2 separate regions of the Homo sapiens genome follow, and region 1 is linked to region 2. A link is an interaction called in ENCODE POLR2A ChIA-PET data of the cell type or tissue named here. Cell type or tissue: Panc1. All regions are shown on one strand.

Region 1 (8,000 bases), 490 kb after region 2:
CTACAAGGGATTATTGTATAGATGAATCTGTTGTATCTCATAAGATGCACAGAGTAGTGTTATTGTCTCTAATTAAGGCTGCTGAACAGATGAGTGTGGTGGCTGACGCCTGTAATCCCAGCACTTTAGGAGGCCGAGGCGGGAGGATCACCTGAGGTCAGGAGTTTGAGACCAGCCTGGCCAACATAAGGAAACCCCGTCTTTACTAAAAATACAAAAAAGTTAGCCGGGCATGGTGGCGAATGCCTGTAGTCCCAGCTACTTGGGAGGCTGAAGCACAAGAATTGCTTGAACCCAGGAGGCGGAGGTTGCAGTGAGCCGAGACTGCGCTACCGCATTCCAGCCTGGGTGATAGGGTGGGTTTCTGTCTCAAAAAAAAAAAAAAAAATACTGCTGAAATCTCTCTTGCATTAAATATAAAAAAAACTATCACTTCCTTTAAACTTATTTGATCCTTCACCCTGGAAGGATCAAATGAAAAAGGTAATATTGCCCCAAACATATGTAATAGTATATGATTCACAAGCTTTATTTTAAAGCTATTTTACTAATAATTGGAACATATTAAATGTGGCACCCACAGAGAGAGAATGGTATACTGTAATTTTTTTTTTAAAGTTTTTTAGGCTGGGCACAGCAGCTCACGCCTGTAATCCCACCACTTTGGGAGACCAAGGCAGGTGGATCACAAGGTCAGGAGTTTGAGACCAGCCTGGCCAACATGGTGAAACCCCATCTCTACTAAAAATACAAAAATTAGCCGGGTATGGTGGCGGGCACCTGTAATCCCAGCTACTCAGGAGGCTGAGGCAGGTGAATCGCTTGAACCCAAGAGGCGGAATTTGCAGTGAGCCGAGATCATGCCACTGCACTCTAGCCTGGGTGGCAGGGTGAGACTCCATCTCAAAAAAAAAAAAAAAAGTTTTTTAGAGACAGGGTCTTATTCTGTAGCCCAGGCTGGAGTGCAGTGGTGTAATCATAACTCACTGTGCCCCTGAACTCCTGGTTCAAGTGATCCTCCCACCTCAGACTCCTGAGTAGCTAAGACTACAAGTGTACACCAGCATGCCCAGCTAATTTTTAAATTTTTTTGTAATGGGGTCTATGTTGCCTAAGCTGACATACTGTAATATTTTATGCAGTCATTCTGATTTTTATCACATAGGCTTAAATATAAAATAACTGATTCTCTCCAGAACTGTGTACAAACACATACACACACACATTCACATACACACAATTGGCTTTTCCACTTTACCATTTTGATACCCTCCCCACGGCACAGCATTTCGTACTTCTGTCTCTCTGGCAGGTAATCCACAGCAACCCCTTTTTTCTTTGGTGTAGTTTTCTGATCAGATTGGTCATCTGAAGCAGACTTATTGACATCTTTTTCTTTAGCCATTATATACTCAAAATATTTTAAGTTACCATTAGCTCTCTGATGTTCAGGATCTATTAGAAGAGAAACAAAGCATGTCCATGGGTAAGTTCATGCTTGTTCAAGCATCAGAATATAGTAATATAAAAATAGGAGACATTATAATTTATCTTCCAAACCAGGTTGCTGTTGTGAGTGAAAGGAGGCACTAATAAAAATTATTATACCAAAATAATAGGTATAAGTTACTACTGCCCCCAAGTAAATCAGGACATATAGTCACCTATATAAAAACAGTTCTGGGCCAGGCCTGGTGGCTCACACCTGTAATCCCAGCATTTTGGGAGACTGAGGTGGGTGGATCACCTCAGGTCAGGAGTTCGAGACCAGCCTGACCAACATAGTGAAACCTCGTCTCTACTAAAAATACAAAATTAGCTGGGCGTGGTGGTGGGTGCTTGCAATCCCAGCTACTCAGGAGGCTGAGGCAGGAGAATCACTTGAACCCGGGAGGCGGGGGTTGCAGTGAGCCGAGATCATGCCATTGCACTCCAGCCTGGGCAAAAGGAGTGAAACCCTGTCTCAAAAAAGACAGTTCTGGAGACAGAAACAGCTATTTATTTAAAGGTGGCAACTGGTGCTTTTACTTTGAGAATTTACTAATCAGCTAAAGGAACTAAGTTCAATTTGATGTCAAATGAAGTTTAAAATCTTACTCATCCTACTTATTTTAAGAAATGAAAAAGATTTTTCCAAGACAGAAAAACAATCACATGAGGAAGACAGGGGATAAGCAATTCAAAAGCAACCTTTACCACAGATACATTATAAATGTAGCCTACTTCTAAGGGCTGAGTGAAGTTCAGTCCCAAATTTCTAAGTAAGAAGGAAAAGGGAAACTAAAGATATAATTTTCGAATAAGCTGGAATCCACTAACTGCCTCAGAATTGCTAGTCATAATTTTGAACTACCTTTTAGTAGAAGAAAAGATGACTACGCTACCCATCTGAGAGGAAAAAAAAAAAAAACTAAAGAACCACACACACATAAAAATAAAAAGGCAGAAGAATATATAGAGACTTCACTTGTGACAGTAACTAAGTGTTTAGGATACCTAGGCTTAGATTGTAAAATATTTCTTGTCCTTCAGAAACTGCTCACAATAAATGTTACGATATCCAATATTAACCTAATTTTGTAAAAGCAAAGGAAAAGTGTGTGCAGGGAAGAGGCGTATACACTAAAAGGAAACAAATGTGTAGGTGTCTTTGAGTGACTGGCTTATAGATGACTCTTCTGTATCTTTCTCTGTTTTAATAAATTTTCTATAATGAGTACAAAGTATATTTTAAGTCAAGAGGAAATACCACTGGAAAATACTGAAAGGAAAAAAGATTACTTGAACCAATATCTTGATTTATTATTACCCAACTAAGAAATAACCCAATTATCCAAAGTTCATTTTCAGCAGATCAATCCTTTTGAGCTGTTTGATTCTAACATGCACATATTTTCCTATTTTGTAAAAATAATTTTTAAAGTTTTAAAGCTTCGTTATATACCAAAGGCCACCTAAACTTATTATCATACAAATTCTGGACTCCATCTCCAGAGATTACAATTTAGCAGATCTAGGGTAGAGATCAAGAAATTTTCATTTCTAACAAGTATCCAAGTAATTCTGATGCACGTGGTGCTTGGGCCATACTTGAAGAAACACTACATCTCTGTTCAAAGTACTACTGATAAAATTCTCCTAAGGTGTATTTTTCCAACATTTGAATATGATAAATATATTTTCAGCCCATCTATTTTAAATCACTTTATTTTAAAATATGAAATGCAATAAAACATAACACCCTTCAAAGGAAACTGATTAAAATGGCAACATGGTAAACAAACATTTTTGACTTAGTTACGTTAGCTTCAATTTTGAAATTCCTGGAGAATATAGAGCAAAGAAACACAACCACTGTTATAGCACTATTAGGTGAGAAAAATCAGCCATCATTTACTTTGAGAATAAAGAAGAGAATAATGTATATTTAACAAGTAAAGCTCCTGACTTCTAAAAAGTAAGAAAATACCATATATAAATGAGGGAAAGACAGAAAAATAGAGAATATATATCCCTCAATATAACTATAACCTTAAATTAGGCCCAGATAACATACCTAGTTCAAGAAGCTTCTTTGTGAGCAAAAGTGCCTTATCCAGGTCTCCCTGCTGATATACCGCATAGCTCAAATAATCTAGAACAGAGACTTTATCTATGGTAGAAATCTCGCCTTCATCCAGTTGCCTTAGGGCTTGTTCCATCCACAGTTCCGTATGGTAATAATCTGCTTCTGTATAGGCCACTTTGCCCAACTCAAAGCAGTCCTCAGCCGTTAGAAAAGATTTGTGTTTCACTCCTATGAAAAGAAAATACAGAGAACTTTAGGAATCTTAACACTACTGTGTATTTATTTAGGACTACACAGCTTTCAAAATGCTGTCTCACTTCTATTTGAAGTTCACAATAATCCTCTGGATGAGCAAAAATTACCCTAATTTTATAAACAATGGAACAATCTATAATATAATGTAGATAAACAAGAATCACACAGCTGGTATTAGGGGACACAGAACCTAGAGAACCCAAGACTGAAATTATCAGCCATCATACCAAAATGAAACATCCATTAAGTTGAAATATACTATTTCCTAACAGTAGGAATTACCATATGAGATACATCTCTTTTTTTTTTTTTCTTTTGAGACAGAGTCTTGCTCTGTTGCCCAGGCTGGAATGCAATGGCACAATCTCAGCTCACCACAACCTCCGCCTCCCAGGTTCAAGTGATTCTCCTGTCTCAGCCTCCTGAGTAGCTGGGATTATAGGCATGTGCCACCATGCCCAGCTAATTTTGTATTTTTAGTAGAGATGGAGTTGATCAGGCTGGTCTCGAACTCCTGATCTCAGGTGATCCACCCGCCTTGGCCTCCCAAGGTGCTGGGATTACAGGCATAAGCCACCGCGCCCGGCCACCATATGAGATATATCTATCTCATCCCTAACCAACAATCTGGGCAAGAGATGAATGTACAGGAGGAGAGGTAAATACGTCAACTGGATTCTTTCTTTTAAACAGCATTAATATGTCATTTAAATACCATAAATTCACTCATTGAAAGATTACAGTAGTTCTTAGTATATTTACAGAGTAGAGCAACCATCACCACAATCTAATTTTAGAACATTTTCATCACTCCAAAAAGAAACCCTGTAACCATTAACAGTCACTACCCATTAACTTCCCCACCTTGCCCCAGCCCTAGACAACCACTAATCTACTTTCTGTCTCTACAAATTTGCCTATTCTGGACATAATGCTACTGTGAACATTTGTGTGTAAGTTTCTATGTGAACATGTTTTCATTTCTTGAGTATATACATATGAATGGAACTGACTGGTCCTATAGCAACTCTACGCTTAACGTTTTGAGGAACTGCCAAACTGTTTTCCAAAGTGGCTACATCATTTTACATTCCCACCAACAAGGTATGAAATTCCAATTTCTCCACATCCTTGCTAATGCTTGTTATTGTCCTTTTTTATTGTAGACATTCTGGTGAGTATGAAGAGGCATTTCATTGTGGTTTTGATTTGCATTTCCCTGGTGACTAGTTATGTTGGGCCTATTATCGTGTGCTTATTTCCATTTGTGTATCTTCTTTGGAAAAAATACCTTTTCAAAGCTTTTGCCCATTTAAAAAATTTGGTGGCTAGGCACGGTGGTTTCACACCTGTAATCCAGTGTTTGGGAGGCCAAGGAAGGAGAACTGCTTAAGGCCAGGAGTTTGAGACGAACCTGGACAACGTAATGAGACCCTCATATCTAACAAAAAAAAAATTTTTAGAAATTAGCCAGACATTGTGGTGCATACCTGTAGTCCTGGCTAGCTGAGAGGCTAAGGCAAGAAGAATGCTTAAGCCCAAGAGTTCAAGGTTACAGTGAGCTATGACTGCACCACTGCTTGCACTCTGTTAGAGTTCTTTATTGAGACAGAGTCTCACTCTGTCACCCAGGCTAGAGTGCAGTGACACGATCTCAGCTCACTGCAATCTCCATCTCCCAGGTTCAAGCGATTCTCCTGCCTCAGCCTCCCACGTAGCTGGGATTACAGGCGTGTGCTACCATGCTGGCTAATTTTTGTATTTTTAGTCAAGACGGGGTTTCACCATGTTGGCCAGGCTGGTCTTGAACTCCTGACCTCACGTGATCCACCCACTTCAGCCTCCCAAACTGCTGGGATTACAGGTGTGAGCCACTGCAGGTGCCTGGCTCGGCTACATGATTTTAAAATATTTTTCCCATTCTGTGTGTTGTCTTTTCACTCTCTTGATGGTGCACTTTTGAAACTGTGATGAAGTCCAACTTATTAATCTTTCAGCACTTGTGCTTTTGGTGTTATTATGTCAACTCGCTTCTGCAGTGAAACTTCTATTTTAAGAAAAGGAGGTATTTGATAGTTCACATGAGATAAAATATAAATAGAAAACACTTCAGAAAATACTTAGTCTCATTCATCACTGAAGAAATTAAAACCACCACAAATAAAAATATTTTAAAATAATGGCCTAGATTTATTGAGGTCTTACTATCTGCCAAGTATTTGTCACTTATTTAATCCTCAAAGCCATCTTATTACAGATGAGGAACTAAAATAGAGGTTAACTAATATGTCCAAGGTCACATGTTTAAAAGTAAGAAATGGAATCTGTTCCATACACCTCCAGAAGTTTGTGCTCCTGATGTTATAACATTAAATGGCAAAACCTAATAGTGGGAGGAAGCAGCAATGTAAACTGGTAACTTTGCTTTTAAGAAATTCAGCAATAAGAGAAAAGAAGAATTTAAACTCTATGACTTAATACTACTATTTTTCAGTTATTTCATTGAGATTTAGTACTAGGGGTTGGGGACCTTCCTGTATAAAAGATTTTTGTGGCTGAAACATATTATAGCTAAAAACTGTAATAAGCTAAAAGCGAGGAAATAAGGAATATATAGGCAGATATATCAATTTAATGGAATAGCATTTTTCATTAAGAAAGATAATTTCAATGCTATAGAGAAAATTATAATAAATTTAAAAATAGAAAATATGAACAAATAAGATATCCTAGGCCAGGCGTGGTGGCTCACGCCTGCAATCCCAGCACTTTGGGAGGCCGAGGCAGGCGGATCACCTGAGGTCGGAAATTCGAGACCAGCCTGGCCAACATGGTGAAACCCTGTCTCTACTAAAAATATAAAAATCAGCCAGGCATGGTGGCGGGTGCCTGTAATCCCAGCTACTCAGGAGGCTGAGGCAGGAGAATCACTTGAACCTGAGAGGCAGAGGTAGCAGTGAGCCAAGATCACGCCATTGCGGTCCAGCCTGGGCAACAACAATGAAACTCCATCAAAAAATAAATAAATTAATAAATAAAAATAAAAAATACCCCAACAAAGAGCAGGCATATTGGAATGGGAAAAACAAAAGACCTTCCAAAAATCATAAAGATAACCAACGACAGTTCAAAACTCATTAGGCTGGTTAAAATGTAGATTAAGGCCGAGTGCGTGGCTCACGCCTGTAATCCCAGCAGTTTGGGAGGCTGAGGCAGGCGGATCATGAGGTCAGGAGATTGAGACCATCCTGGCTAACACGGTGAAAGCCTGTCTCTACTAAAAATACAAAAACTTCGCCGGGCGTGGTGGCGGATGCCTGTAGTCCCAGCTACTCAGGAGGCTGTGGCAGGAGAATGGTGTGAACCCAGGAGACAGAGCTTGCAGTGAGCCAAGATCACGCCACTGCACTCCAGCCTGAGTGACAGAGCAAGACGCTGTCTCGAAAAAAAAAAAAAAAATAGATTAAACACAACTAAAAAGAAAATAATAAATCCAGCAGAGAGAGCTGAATAAATTATCATGGCATAAACTACCCAGAATGCAGTAGAGAGAGATAAAAACATGAAATGCTAGTTAAAACACAAAGACAAGGCCGGGCGCGGTGGCTCACGCCTGTAATCCCAGCACTTTGGGAGGCCGAAGCAGGCAGATCATGAGGTCAGGAGATCGCGATCATCCTGGCTAACATGGTGAAACCCCGTCTCTACTAAAAATACAAAAAATTAGCCGGGCGTGGTGGTGGGTGCTTGTAGTCCCAGCTACTTGGGAAGCTGAGGCAGGAGAATGGCATGAACCTGGGAGGTAGAGCTTACAGTAAGCCAAGATGGCGCTACTGCACTCCAGCCTGGGCGACGGAGCGAGACTCCATCTCTTAAAAAAAACAAAAACAAAAACAAAACACACACAAAGACAAAAAAACTAAAGTCTGTCTACTTGGAATTCTAGAAGAAGAGAACAGAAAGAATATAGATAAGATAGTATTTAAAGAGATAATGGTAGAAAAATTTCCAAAATTAAAATGCATGGAAGTTCAGATTCAGGAAACAAAGAATTCCAAGCCAAACAAAGCACATTTGAGGGCTTCTTAACAATGTGTTTCAAGGAGGAAAATTCCAAAAGGAAAGTCTGAGGTACAATAAAGAATGATGAAAAATGAAAATGGTATACATAAATGCC
Region 2 (8,000 bases):
ATAGGGGACCAAAATAATATAAGTATTTCTTTTTTAAAAAATAATATAAGTATTTCTGGTAGTTGAAGCCATTGCTGCAATGATATAATACTAAAATTAATTAAATATTACAGAACTGATGAAATACAAAAAGAAGACTTTTGCTTACAGCCATAATGGAGCAAACGATAATAGATCTGACTTCCTACCAGGGCAAAAATACAGAAAATTGAACAAAATATATCAAATGACTGCTTTCAGACACTGCACAGTATGCAACTCTCTAAGAAAATGGTGGCCTGGCCAGGCGTGGTGACTCACACCTGTAATCCCAGCACTTCGGGAGGCCGAGGTGGGTGGATCACTTGAGGTCAGGAGTTCGAGACCTGCCTAGCCAACATGGCAAAAAACCATCTCTACTAAAAATACAAAAGTTAGCCGGGTGTGGTGGTGCTTGCCTGGTCCCAGCTACTTGAGAAGCTGAGGCAGGAGAATGTCTTGAACCCAGGAGGCAGAGGTTGCAGTGAGCCGAGATTGTACCAATGTACTCCAGCCTGGGTGACAGAGTGAGACTCCATCTCAAAAAGAAAAAAAAAAAAAAAAAAAGAAAAGAAAAATGGAGGCCTATAATTGCCCAGAATTTCTGTCTGGAAACATTTTCTAGACCACAAAGAGGATCCCAAGCCAAATACAGTGATCTTGCTAAACTAAAGTGACAGAGATCAAAGTTTGGAAAACCTGAGGTGCCTGGAATTGGTGAGGCAGAGGACTCAAAAGGAAAAAGTCACACAGAGAAAGAGCTCCAAAAATGTACACAGAACACTCTCGAGTATTGAGTCAACACTCAGCAGTGCATTCTTAGGATGAAACTACACAAAGTAGTTGCCAAGGAGCCACAGGCCAGTCAATTTCCAGAGCTCACAAGCAGGAAACAATCAAGCTCTACCAAGTCAGACTAGAGGAACCTCACTGAACACCCAAGGCATTTAGTAACATCCCAGAAAGATCATGCTATATTAATAGGGCTAAGATAGCTCTAGAGGCTGGGCATGGTGGCTCATGCCTGTAATCCCAACACTTTAGGAGGCTGAGGTGGGCAAGTCACTTGACCCCAGGAGTTCAAGACCAGCTTGACCAACATGGTGAAACCCTATCTCTACTAAAAATACAAAAAAAAAAAAAAAATTACCCAAAGGATCATACATCATGCTGCTATAAAGACACACGCACACGTATGTTTATTGCGGCACTATTCACAATAGCAAAGACTTGGAACCAACCCAAATGTCCAACAATGATAGACTGGATTAAGAAAATGTGGCACATATACACCATGGAATACTATGCAGCCATAAAACATGATGAGTTCGTGTCTTTTGTAGGGACATGGATGAAGCTGGAAACCATCATTCTCAGCAAACTATCGCAAGGACAAAAAACCAAACACTGCATGTTCTCACTCACAGGTGGGAATTAAACAATGAGAACACATGGACACAGGAAGGGGAACATCACACGCCGGGGCCTGTTGTGGGGTGGGGGGAGGGGGGAGGGATAGCATTAGGAGATATACCTAATGTTAAATGATGAGTTACTAGGTGCAGCACACCAACATGGCACATGTATACATATGTAACTAACCTGCACGTTGTGCACATGTACCCTAAAACTTAAAGTATAATAAAAAAAAAAAAATTAGCCATGGTGGTGCACACCTGTAATCCCAGCCGGGCATGGTGGTGCACACCTATAATCCCAGCTACTTGAGAATTGCTTGAACCCAGAGGCAGAGGTTGCAGTAAGCTGAGATCATGCCACTACACTCCAGCCTGGGCGACAGAGCAAGACTCCATCTCAAAAAAACAAACAAACAAAAATAAAAAACAGAGAGTGACAGAGTCAGAAAAACAGTAACTATGTATTTTAAGAAAGAGAAGACTGTGGCTCACTACATTTTCTCTTCTTTCCAAGGAAGTTTCCATAACTAGTGAAAAAAATTATCAGGGACACTAAAGTACCAAGGTTCCTTTGTTAATTTCACAGGGTCACCAAATTGTGAAGTCTCAGAAAGCATTCATTTTCTTTTTTTTTTTTTTTTTTTTTTTGGAGACAGTTTTTCTCTGTCACCCAGGCTGGAGTACAATGGCACAATCTTGGCTCACTGCAACCTCCACCTGCCTCCCAGGTTCAAACAATTCTCCTGCCTCAGCCTCCCAAGTAGCAGGGACTACAGGCTCACGCCCTGTGTCTGGCTATTTTTTGTATTTTTGTAGAGATGGGTTTTTGCCATGTTGGCCAAGCTGGTCTCAAACTCCTGACTTCAAGTGATCCAACCACCTTGGGCTCCCAAAGTGCTGGGATTACAGGTGTAAGCCACCGCGCCTGGCCAGAAAGCCTTCATTTTCTAAAGCTGCTATTGCTATCCCTATCCCATTATTTAAAATGTTCAGCAGAGGAGACAGGCAGACCTTGAAGCACAGTGTTTCCTAAGTATTGCCTTAGCATGTTGAATTCTTTGAAACATCTTATTTCATAGACGAATATTAACAATACCAAATGATCCGAGCAAGAAATTCTGATACAGAGTTAAGCCAGAAATCAACTCCTTTCTGACAACAGAGATGACTGGAAGAATAAAAGTATACGCAAGAACAAGATGGTTGGATAACACTCACCTCTTCCACAAAAGACCAGTACTTGCAGTTACTGCAGATGCTCCCAGGAAAGCCACCATCATTAGTCTTCGCCGGATCTGGATGGGCTGTGATCCTCCATGGTACCATCGAGAACCCACAGCCAGTTCTGCCAAAGCAGAAAGTGAGTTCAGACGAAACATCCTGTGGACAATAAGTAGAAATGTCACTCTTAGCTAGTGGTAGTTATGATGATGATGATGATGATCCTACCAACATTTCTAATAAACACTAAAGTAATTGCTCTATGACAGGCACTATTCTAAACAATTTGCTTATATTATCCCATTTAATCCTCAGAATAATCTTATGAGCAAAGTACTACTTATAAAACTGATATATTAGTCAAAGTACAATTAGAAGACAGAAACCACATGATAATTTGAGTATGAAACTTTTAATATAAAACATTATTAAGGCCAGGTATGTGGCTCATGCCTGTAATCTTAGCACTTTGGGAGGCCAAAGAGAGAGGATCATTTGAGCCCAGGAGTTGAAGAACGGCCTGGACAACATAGTAGGACCCCATCTCTACCAAAAAAAATCAGCCAAGCATGGTGACATGCACTTGTAGTCCCAGCTATTCAGGGGGCTGAGGTGAGAGCACTACTTAAGCCCAGGATGTTGAGGTGACAGTGAGCTATGATCAACAGAGCAAGATGCTGTCTCAAAAAAATGAATAAAATAAATAAAAAATAAAAAATTATTAGTTACAACAGGAAATTTACTACTCAGAAGTTAAAGAAATAGCAGATATAGGGAGCAGTTACTATTCTAGATCTGACACAGAGCACCAAGAAAAGACCAGTCTATAAAAGGTCTACTCTCACTCACAGGGCAGAGATCAGACTGTGTGGAGAGGGCACAGCTATGTATGTCAGAGAAACTTACTAAGGTGCCATGCCAGCAAAATGCACTAGAAAGCCACTCTCTGTGATGCCAGAACAAGTCATCTACTGGACAACTCATGCCAGCGGAATTTGTTGGGAAGCTGACCTTCGCGATGCCAGGGGAAGCCACCCATGGGGAGGCAGTTTCACTAGGAAATTGCATATGAGAGTTGCTGCTAAAACTCCTTAGGAGCTGGGTGCCATTGAGTGTCCCACTAGTTCCTGCATGCTATAGAAGCAAGCCACAAAGGGCACACTAGACTCAGCAAGAAACACCCCTCCTCCAGGGTCCTTCTAGTCTCTCTACTGACAAAGTTTAACAGTAACTGGCAAGGGAAAAACTTCCAGTATCACAAACGGGACAATGAAAGATGTGTTTAGAGCTGAAATGAAAAAAGATAACTGGTACCCATATTTTACAGATCTAAAATATAACTTGCTCAAGAGTACAAAGGTAGGAAGTGATAGATCTAGAATTTGAACCTAGGGAGGACTAATTCCATACTTCAATGTCTCGGAGTTAGGTAGGGAGACTTCAACCTAGGAGGGGAGACTTTGCTGCCCCCTACCTTATAATGCTGACACTGCTTTGAAGTTTTTATTAAATATTTTTCACACCCAGGTCCTTGGAAGCCCTCCTCCCTACCAGATTCTCTATAGTTCAAACTTCACTTAAAAAAAAATTCTTTTAATGTTTTGTTTTAAATCTGAAACATCTGTATTAGTGCATATTACTGTTCAATAAATACTTACTCTTCCATCCCCCATCCCTTAGGCAAAATTACTTTTCTACTTTTTTCTTCCCCTTCTGCATATGAATGCCAGGTCATAAATTTCCTTCTCTTTAAGTTTTTGGCGTATGTCTTGCCATATGTCTTGCTCTAACCAATGGAATGTGGACCAGTTCCATGAAGTGCTTTTAGGAGGTGCTGCTGTTAGTTTTCTTGTGTTCCTGCACTCCATCGAGGGAAGACCATGTCCCAAAGAGACACTGATCCTTCAAACTGGCATCCATAATGAACAGACTTCAGCCTGGAATAAACCACTGTCAAGCCCAGCTGAGCCAGCTGAGCACAGCTGACCTGTAGAATGCTGGTGAGAAATAAATGTGTGTAACTGTAAGCTGCAAAGATTTGGGTGTTGTTTGTTGCCCCATCAATAGCCAACTAATTCAGCATCCAAGATAATTACTGGGAAGTTCTTATTCTTTTTTTTTTTTTTTTTTTTTTTGAGACTGAGTCTTGCCCTATCACCCAGGCTGGAGTACAGTGGCGCAATCTCGGCTCACTGCAACCTCCACCTCCCGGGTTCAAGCGATTCTCCTGTCTCAGCCTCCTGGGTAGCTGGGATTACAGGCACACGACAACCACACCTGGCTAATTTTTGTTTTTTTAGTAGAGACAGGGTTTCACCATGTTGGCAAGGCTGGTCTCGAACTCTTGACCTCAAGTGATCCATCCGCCTCGGCCTCCCAAAGTGCCGGGATTACAGGCATGAGCCACCGCGCCTGGCTGGGAAGTTCTTATTCAACAAAAATTTATTAAATTCATACTGTATATACATCCCTATGTGAGACCCAGAAAGCCAAAAACTATCTACATTCTAATTAAACAAGATAAATACAAAACACTTTTAAAACAATACATTTCTAAAATCATATATATGCATATATATATATATATATATATATATATATATTTTTTTTTTTTTTTGAGATGGCGTCTCACTCTGTTGCCCAAGCTGGAGTGTGGTGGCATGATCTCAGTTCACTGCAACCTCTGCCTCTCGGATTCAAGCAATTCTCCTGTCTCAGCCTCTTGAGTAGCTGGGACTACAGGCACATACCATGATGCCTGGCTAATTTTTGCATTTTTAATAGAGATGGGGTTTCATCATGTTGGTCAGGCTGGTCCCAAACTCCTGACCTCAGGTGATCTACCTGCCTCGGCTTCCCAAAGTGCTGAGATTACAGGCGTGAGCCACCACACCCGGCCTAAAATTATATCTTGAAGTATAGAAATATTATGATAGAAATGACAGAAAACTACAAATAAAAAAGATAAAGTTGAGACTGGGTTAGTCAGCAAAAGCTTTTGTTTAGTCTTAAGCCTCAGAATGGTGTAAAATTTTGATTAAGTCAGAGAAATGTTGAGACACCCCCAAAACCATAGGATCATTTCGGGCACCTCCATCCAGAGAATTAATGTAAATGATTTTTTTCCCTCTAGATTATGACCTTCAGGGCTCAGTATAGTACCTCACTGTTTTAATGCACCAGATGGGCTGATGGAAGAAGAGGCATTTCTTTACAGTCCCACTTTTTTGTAGAGGTAATTCATTCAAATTATACAAAGAATCCATGCCCCCTTTGATTTTTCTCAAAGCACAGTTCACTGATTCCTAAATTTTTGTGTGTGTGTTTTGAGATGGAGTCTTGCTCTGTCGCCAAGGCTGGAGTACAGTGGCATGATCTTGGCTCACTGCAACCTCTACCTCCTGGGTTCAACCAATTCTCCTGCGTCAGCCTCCCAAGTTGCTGGGATTACAGAAGTGTGCTACCATGCCCAGCTAATTTTATATTTTTAGTAAAGACGGGGTCTTACCATATTGGCCAGGCTGGTCTCGAACTCCTGACCTCAAGTGATCTGCCCGCCTTGGCCTCCCAAAGTGCTGGGATTACAGGTGTGAGCCACCATGCCCAGCCCACTGATTCCTAATTTAAACTACTTTGCACTTTGTACATATCTTCCTATGGCATACGTAATTTTTTCTCCCCTTGCCTCAAGGCCCAAATTATTTTTTTTTTCAAGTTGTAAACACATAGTCTAGCACAGGACTTGTTACATTATTAGTGCTTAAAATACTTAACCATTTTACTTTCACATGTCTGTGTACAAACTATACAGGTACTTGCTCCTAACATTTAAGTATACTCTAAGTTCCTAATTTACTTAGAAAACTGTCTTCTATTATTTGGATTCAAGTCAGGTTAGACTACTTAGGCATCTCCTAAAATCAATGAGCTGGTTACTATTAACTCTTCCCTGGGACCTATACCTATAATCTCTTATGTAAACTTTGCTCCTAGCTCCCTTCATCCAATCTAGGTCCAATTTTGAAATTGGACCTAAATCTTGCCCTCATATAGACAAAATGGAAAAACTGTTAATCTTTTCTCCTATTTTCCATGACCTAAGCTTTAATAACACAATTCTTATATCCTTCCCCAATCCCAGAAATCATCTCATTTTATTGCACATACTCTAGCAAAATCCAGCACCCAGGAGGCTGTCCATTATATTTTCTTCCTGTCTGGCAACTTCTGATTTTTTTTTTTTTGGTTCATTTCAAAATTAACATTTCTCAAATCCACATGTACACTCACATAAATAGCACTGCTCTTCGCTACAGCAAAAATGAGCACTAAACTAAAACATGCATATCTGGAGGAAACATTATTCATCACTGACAACAGAAAGAACAGACACTTGGAAGTTTTCAATGTTTAAAATAAATAACAGCCAATTCAAAAGTTGGAACAGGATGAGTGCAGTGGCTCACACCTGTAATCCCAGCACTTTGGGAGGCCACGGCGGGCAAATCACTTGAGGTCAGGAGTTCGAGACCAGCCTGGCCAACATGGTGAAACCCTGTCTCTACTAAAAATACAAAAATTAGCTGGGCCTGGTGGCAGGCGCCTGTTATTCCAGCTATTCAGGAGGCTGAGGGAAAAGAATCACTTGAACCGAGGAGGCGGAGGTTGTAGTGAGCCGAGATTGTACCACTGCACTCCAGCTTGGTTGACAGAGTAAGACCCTACCTCAAAAAGCCAAAAGTTCTAACAGGCAAGGGGTATATAAGCCTGGAAGATAAATTTACAACATCTGATCAGATGTAGAGAACAGCTAGACATATGATCAACTAAGTAAGCCACAATCACTTGAGAAGGACCTTTGAATGCCAGACCAAGAATTTAGAGCATATGTAAAATAGGAAGCCACTCAAGTTCTTTAATAGGAAGAGATCATGGTAAAAACGGGTTAAAGCATTATCAGTCTATCTATTAGCAGTGCATGGAATAAACTGCAAAGAAGCAAAGGCAGAGAGAGCTGACAGGAAAGTGATGAGTACAGCCAGAAGGCATTAATAACCTAGGTATTGGGTGATGAGTGCCTAGATTATAAGTGTAGAAATAAAAAACAGAATCAAACAAAAAATTTCCAAAGAAAAACAAAATGTAGTTGGGCATGGTGGCACACGTCAGCTACTTAAAGAGGCTGAGGTGGGAGGATAGCTTGAGCCCAGGAGTTTAAGTCCAACATGGGCAACATGGTAAAACCCCACCTCTAAAAAAAAAATAATGATAAAGACATTGGTATCAAACACATATTAATATCTAATTGCACAGGAGATATGGAAGATAAAAAGGAGAAATAAA

What was found. ChIA-PET counts read pairs that join two places held together with the same protein. Peaks named below come from ENCODE experiments on the same cell type or tissue, not always from the same donor. Only the 100,000 strongest peaks of a DNase experiment are listed, where the experiment ranks them.
Region 1: POLR2A ChIA-PET joins it to region 2 with 9 read pairs; 3 of 35 experiments call an interaction of 5 or more read pairs at or near these places.

The regions. Positions count from the first base shown.
Region 1 is chr10:73,049,795-73,057,794 of GRCh38, forward strand. It overlaps P4HA1 (prolyl 4-hydroxylase subunit alpha 1), which reads right to left. Exons shown (of 15, transcript NM_001017962.3): 6 at 3,557-3,796; 7 at 1,259-1,455. Among named protein-coding and RNA genes, the nearest start is that of P4HA1, 43 kb to the right of the region's middle. In Panc1, no CTCF peak of the experiment used is centred here; no DNase peak of the experiment used is centred here.
Region 2 is chr10:72,563,979-72,571,978 of GRCh38, forward strand. MICU1 (mitochondrial calcium uptake 1) reads right to left here. Exons shown (of 12, transcript NM_001195518.2): 2 at 2,655-2,816. The coding sequence starts at 2,815. Among named protein-coding and RNA genes, the nearest start is that of MICU1, 58 kb to the right of the region's middle. In Panc1, CTCF peaks have their summits at 4,133 and 4,332; DNase peaks (open chromatin) are centred at 3,623 and 3,983.